Linked DNA regions of Homo sapiens: region 2 is linked to region 1. A link is a loop called in an ENCODE intact Hi-C map of the cell type or tissue named here. Cell type or tissue: PC-3. All regions are shown on one strand. Each heading gives the region's core, and the rest is flanking DNA. Links, peaks and the distances in the headings are about the cores only.

Evidence for each region. A loop is a pair of places that touch in the nucleus more often than their neighbours do. Peaks named below come from ENCODE experiments on the same cell type or tissue, not always from the same donor. Only the 100,000 strongest peaks of a DNase experiment are listed, where the experiment ranks them.
Region 2: it touches region 1 in a loop (4-fold over the local background); 2 of 110 quality-filtered maps call a loop at or near these places.

Annotation. Positions count from the first base shown.
Region 1 is chr10:57,221,754-57,224,683 of GRCh38, forward strand. No RefSeq gene overlaps it. Among named protein-coding and RNA genes, the nearest start is that of MIR3924, 81 kb to the right of the region's middle. RefSeq lists an enhancer at 596-1,338. In PC-3, for the core only: no CTCF peak of the experiment used is centred there; no DNase peak of the experiment used is centred there; H3K27ac peaks cover 649 bases.
Region 2 is chr10:57,160,870-57,163,799 of GRCh38, forward strand. No RefSeq gene overlaps it. Among named protein-coding and RNA genes, the nearest start is that of MIR3924, 140 kb to the right of the region's middle. In PC-3, for the core only: no CTCF peak of the experiment used is centred there; DNase peaks (open chromatin) are centred at 472 and 1,572; H3K27ac peaks cover 2,171 bases.

The DNA of each region.
Region 1 (2,930 bases), core at 239-2,738:
AAAATAAATGATTTGCCGGTGAACGAGGAAATCTCAAAGAGAGAATACTGTAAGCTAGCTGACTCATGATTAAATTATTGTGGCTACTTGATGACCTGCTGATTTGCCATGTCAAACTTCACAAATTCCAAATGACTTTCTTCTTTTCACATTCAAATATTTCTCTCCAAATAAAGGAGACTTCCACAGGGGGGTGATGGGATTAAAATTAAAAAGAGAATATCAATTTGTTGTGTTGTTGGATCAGAGAAAACAATTATTTTTCACATATCTACATATAAAAATCCTGATACCTAATCTCATTAAAACTCCCTTAGTTTCAAAGGCATCAAGTTGTGCACTAAAGATAAAGATAAATTTCTAGAATTCTTATTGTGTTTTTTTGAGACAAATTTTAAAATAAATAGAAATGCAAAGTTGGCTTATTGTTTTGAGAATCCCAAGTCAACTGAGGTTCCAGCACCAGAACAGCTAGCAACCTTGCCCCAAAGGGAAATGAAGGGGAGTTGGGCTAGTGTATTTACAGGGTGCCTTTCATGGAATACTTCTTTACCTGGCAGATGGCCTAATGCCTAGTTGTTTCACCCATGACCGGGGATCCCTCACGTGGGAAACTTGTTTAATACTGGCAGATGCCCTGGTGGCTCTTGTCTAATTCATGTCTAATGTATGCTTCCCTGACCATTACCCCGGTGCTGGCATCCCAAAATTGTGACTCCCATGCTACCCCACTCCACCCTCCTTATTCCAGAAAACCAGGCCTGGGGCAACCCCTAGTTTTTCGGAAGGAAGGAGCAAATTTACTACACTACCACAATATAAAAAAAAAAAAAAGGAACCTCAAAGGTTTTTACTTACAGATCCAGGGCAAAGAAGGCATAATGAGTCAGATGAGTCGAAACACTCCTTCATCCTGGGTTCACTGGAGGCAGGAATCAAGAGTAAGGCAGAGATAGTGAGCACATGACTACCAGTAGTACATTTAAGGGAATAGGGTGTATGTCACTCTAAGCTCACAGGCAATTGCCTGAATAGTCCATTTAAAAGAAACAGTGGGAAAGTGGGGAGCCCAGTCTGCATGACAAAGAGATGCCTGTAAATTCCTATCTCTGGCTACCGGCTTGAGCCAGTTGGATGGATATGGTGTAGAACTAGAAACTGAATCAAGGTTGACTGAGCCCTGCTTCTGGTATGAGAAAGTTAAACTTGTATTCAAAATGGATGCCAAAGCAACATAAAATTATGAGAATTCACTGCAGTTATTACGTTTACTTTATTACTCACATAGAAAATATTACATTACACATTTATTCTATTATAATATAATAAAAAACCTTCTATCAAAGATTATGATGTACATATTAAAAATTAAAATTTTAGAAAGGCCAATAGAGAATCATGCACTTAGCTAACACAATAAAATTAACCGTTCTGCTTTCCACATTAATGGTGTAAAAGAAAAATTTGTTAGAAACAATGACCCTACATTGTGTTTTGAATATTGTTATCTGAGGGCACTCTAAAGATCTCCAGGAATATGTTTTAATAAGATTTCAGAAATAGCTTCTCTGTTCTTCTGGATGGTTGAATTTGTTAATAGTTTTTCTCATCCATGTCTCCCATTCTAAACCTGGTCTTACAGGAACTGGAATCATATTCCTTTAAAAACAAATGTTGGTTTTGCTTCCTTATAAATTTTAAGATAAAAACTTAATAATTGCCTTATATAGGTTTTGTCCTAAAATGTTAAATTTTTGACATTAAATTACTAAAGGTCAGAATGATTATTTGTTCATGATAGGGCATGCACCACTGTTTTATCATCTGTGACAAGAAGGGTTATTTTGGTTTTGTTCTTCCATATCTTTCTCAGAACGCAGAAGCTAATTTCAAAATTATAAGAGAAAAACTGTCATTTTGCTCATTCCCCTGAATAATACAGATAAGTTTTCAAACACACATTCATGATCATCAGTATATCTACAGGCAGTTCATGCTAATATTATAAAAGCAAAGAAATAATTAAGTAGGCTTTATCCACCAATTTGTATCCAACTAATAGCAGCTGCATTGTACTATCTAAAATTTATAATTATTTAGTCATTGACAGAATCTGTTAACTTGTGGTATGATGATTTATCCCAATTTAATATTCAATCTCTATTCTCACAGGTGGTAATGGTAATTAAAAATAATGTTGACCACACAAAAAGTGCCTGATCTGTTCTGGTGTAAGAGTCCAACAAAAACAGAATTAGAATCTTTATTTGAATTCTAATTTTTTATTTTTTATTCTATTCTAATTTGCATGGCAAAGAGATGCCTGTAAATTCCTATCTCTGGGTTAGATAAATGGGTAGAAGACTTTAGCTATACACTGTTTGGAATGAGTCAGAAAAAAATTCTATTTGAGGATTTTGACTTAGAAGTAAAAAGGCAACTTGGTTGAGGACCAAACAGCAGTGTTTCCCAGAGAGTAATGGGTTTGAAATTGCCAAGAATAATTACAGTCTGCTTGAGAATGCAGAGAATGAAAACAACAAAAAACCCTGCCTAACTGAAAATGGTGAGTTCAGGCATTATAATTATAGCTACCATACATTTGACCTATGTCTTAAATATTCTTGACAAGTTTAAGGTGAAATTTAATTAGTAGAACTTCCAAAGTTGTTTTCTGTTTTAGAAAAGAAAGGTAACACTTGAACTTTTAATTACTCACTGTCAGAAAAATAGAGTGAGTTGGCAGTTAATTTTGTCAACAATAAATCTGTCCAGTCAATTTTTTTATATCTTCATATACATTATTTTAAAAAATTCTTGACACATCTAAGATATAATTAGAATCTCAAAAGTTTTTCCAACTATTTTAATATTTAATTCACTAAAACAGCCTGTGAAGAAGGCACAAAGTTAAGCAACAGAGTAAAAAT
Region 2 (2,930 bases), core at 104-2,603, 61 kb before region 1:
AGGGTGACACCATTTTTGTGGGTCACCTAGAAATAGGAGCCACCTCAAACAATAGCCTGAGTTGTTTGAGTGGGTAAGTTGTGTTGGTGAATAAGAGAATTCTATAGGGCAAAGTATTTAATGAGAGACAGGAAGGGCCAGAAGCATGTTCATTCCTCTGAATGAAGAGTGAGAGAAAACATTTTTTCAAAGATCATAGCTTAAATGATATGATCATATATATGATATACTCAGATCATATATATCCATATATACACACACACATATATATATATCTATATACACACACATAACCTTATGTATATACATATATATGTCTGTATATGTATGGATATATATATGCATGTAAATGATAGTAATGGGAAGGCTCTTGAGCTTACTCAAAAATGAAGGAAAAATGCTTTAGATTCACCTTAGAAATGGCAGAGAACATTACTCACTTCCCCTGCTCTGTATTATGAGACATCTGAGACTATGAGCAACTTCTTTATCAGGTAGTTACATATCCTGAACCTCATTAGGCTCAAAAAATATTCCCCTTCTCCTGTTTGTCAGTCTCCATTTTTATTAGGACATGATGTTGATATAACTAAAATCATAAGAAATGCGATTATGTTTATACTGACCAGTCATGGTGTAAAATACCAGTTGAAGGTACACAACACAAGGAATAACCCAGAAACACAAGTTCCTTTTAGAAATTTTTACCACTGTGTTTTATATGCACTCTTGTAGCCTCTCAGGAGGGGCAAAATAAAGTAATAGCTATCAGTAAATTGCAAGCCATTAATTTTACTATATCCATATGAGCAAAATAAATTTGGGCTAGATATATTAAATCTGGAACTAAAAATGAAAAAGAAAACTATCTGCACAAAATGCCTCAAGAAAATGATACCATACAATGAAGCTAATTTCCACCTACTGCCTGCGTGCACTGAATTAATATTCCTCATGAATTTTGCTATTGGAAAGACCTAAACTTAGTTTGATTATCGAAGGATTATTTTCAAATTGGTTTTTTGATGTCATATGAATAACATTCTCTCATGTTGAAGCATTTTAATTTATTTAACATTAAATACTTTTAAGTTCAGAGATTATTTTTAAAGACCAATTTTTAAAACAATGAAACAGAGTCACTACAAGGCTTATTGAAAAGCGCCCTCATTGGCCAGGCACAGTGGCTCAAGCCTGTAATCCCAGCACTCTGGGAGGCCAAGGCAGGCGGATCACTAGGTCAGGAGTTCGAGACCAGCCTGTTCAACACGGTGAAACCCCCGTCTCTACTAAAAATACAAAAATCAGACAGGCATGGTGGGGCGTGCCTGTAATCCCAGCTACTTGGGAGGTTGAGGCAGGAGAATCGCTTGAGCCCAGGAAGGCTCGGAGGTTGCAGTAAGCCAAGATTGTACCATTGCACTCCAGCCTGGGTGACAGAGCGAGACTCCAACTCAAAAAAAAAAAAAGTGCCCTCATAAATGTTTTATTTGAAGGGACTAAATTTAAACCTGATTATAAAACCGTGAGTCACAGATTACATTCTAAACCTTGTAACTCAAACAGATTAGGCTGGTATGGTTCCTTCTGCTTCAGACAGTGGGAGAGGGCCAGATTTATGATTTGCTATTTCTTTCTCCTTTTTACAAGCTTTGTCACAGGAACTAGGGTTTAGAATTTTATAACCTCACATGTTCTCTGAAAGATAACATTAAACTATATACCTTTGACCTTTCCCATGTTCTATAATTTCACTGAATTGCCATTCCAATTCTTTTTTAAAATGCTCGACAGGAAACCATGAGATAAAAATAGACATCGAAAACACTATTTGTAATTGATAAGTGACCAAAGGCAGGCAGTCCAGGCCTGTCTTGCCCAATGACTTTCTCAGCTCAAATGAGATGAAATCTAAATAGTGAATAGAATTAAAACAAACAAAAAGGAGAGTCAATCACTGGAGGAAACCATTCTTTGAGGATCTGTGATCACCATACTTCATTTAAGGGTGTTTGTTATCTGGAAAACGATTTAATTTATCCTTTGAGTCTCAAAAATAAACTAGAAAAATTCAGTCACAGCTGATAATGTGTCAGGTGCCGAGGATAGCATGTTAAAGATATAGTCCCTGCAGTTACATCTGATTTGATATTATTTACTATATGGCAAGGATATTGCCTGGAGATTGGGATAAAATAAAAATGACTACTGCCTGCTTTTTCAACCATAGGATTTCTGATAATGATGTACAGGTCCAAAGAATAGCCCAAAATGTTCAGAACTCAATCTTACATGCAATAAATAGCCAATTTTAGAGTACTTCTTTTGGAATTATTCTGTCCAATGTTTGGAGAATGGTCCAGTTGACAGCCCAACAGCCTTTTCAGCTTTTTGATATTTTAATTCTGCCAGGGAAGTACTACCACCCTCAGCGATTGCATGTTTATCCATGTTCTGCAGATGTAGGCTGGAGAGAAGAGAATACAGATCATTTATTTTCTTTCTGGGTAAATGTCTGTGAAAGGCCAACATGCCTAGCATGAACTCTTTAAATTGTTCCGAGTAACAACAATTGTCACAGGATGGAGTACAGGGACTGATTTAAGTTGCTTAAAGTCGAGAGAGAAAATGATTTGCAGTTGAAGAACTTGAAGTGTCCTCTGCTCTGAAAATGTATCAAATAGCCCAAGAAGTATGTGAAAATAACAAGTAAATGTTTTCAAACATTATTTTTAAATAACTTTTGGTATTGCCAGTATCCTCCTAAATAAGAAGCCCATAATTTAAAAAGATGAACCAGAAATTATATCAATAAACTAATAGGTGGATAGATTGTAAATAAAATACAATGCTGATTTTTCCATTAATTAACCTTGGATCAGGATGTGAAATTTTTTCTCAAAACCCTTTTGTCCCTTTATTTTGGAAAC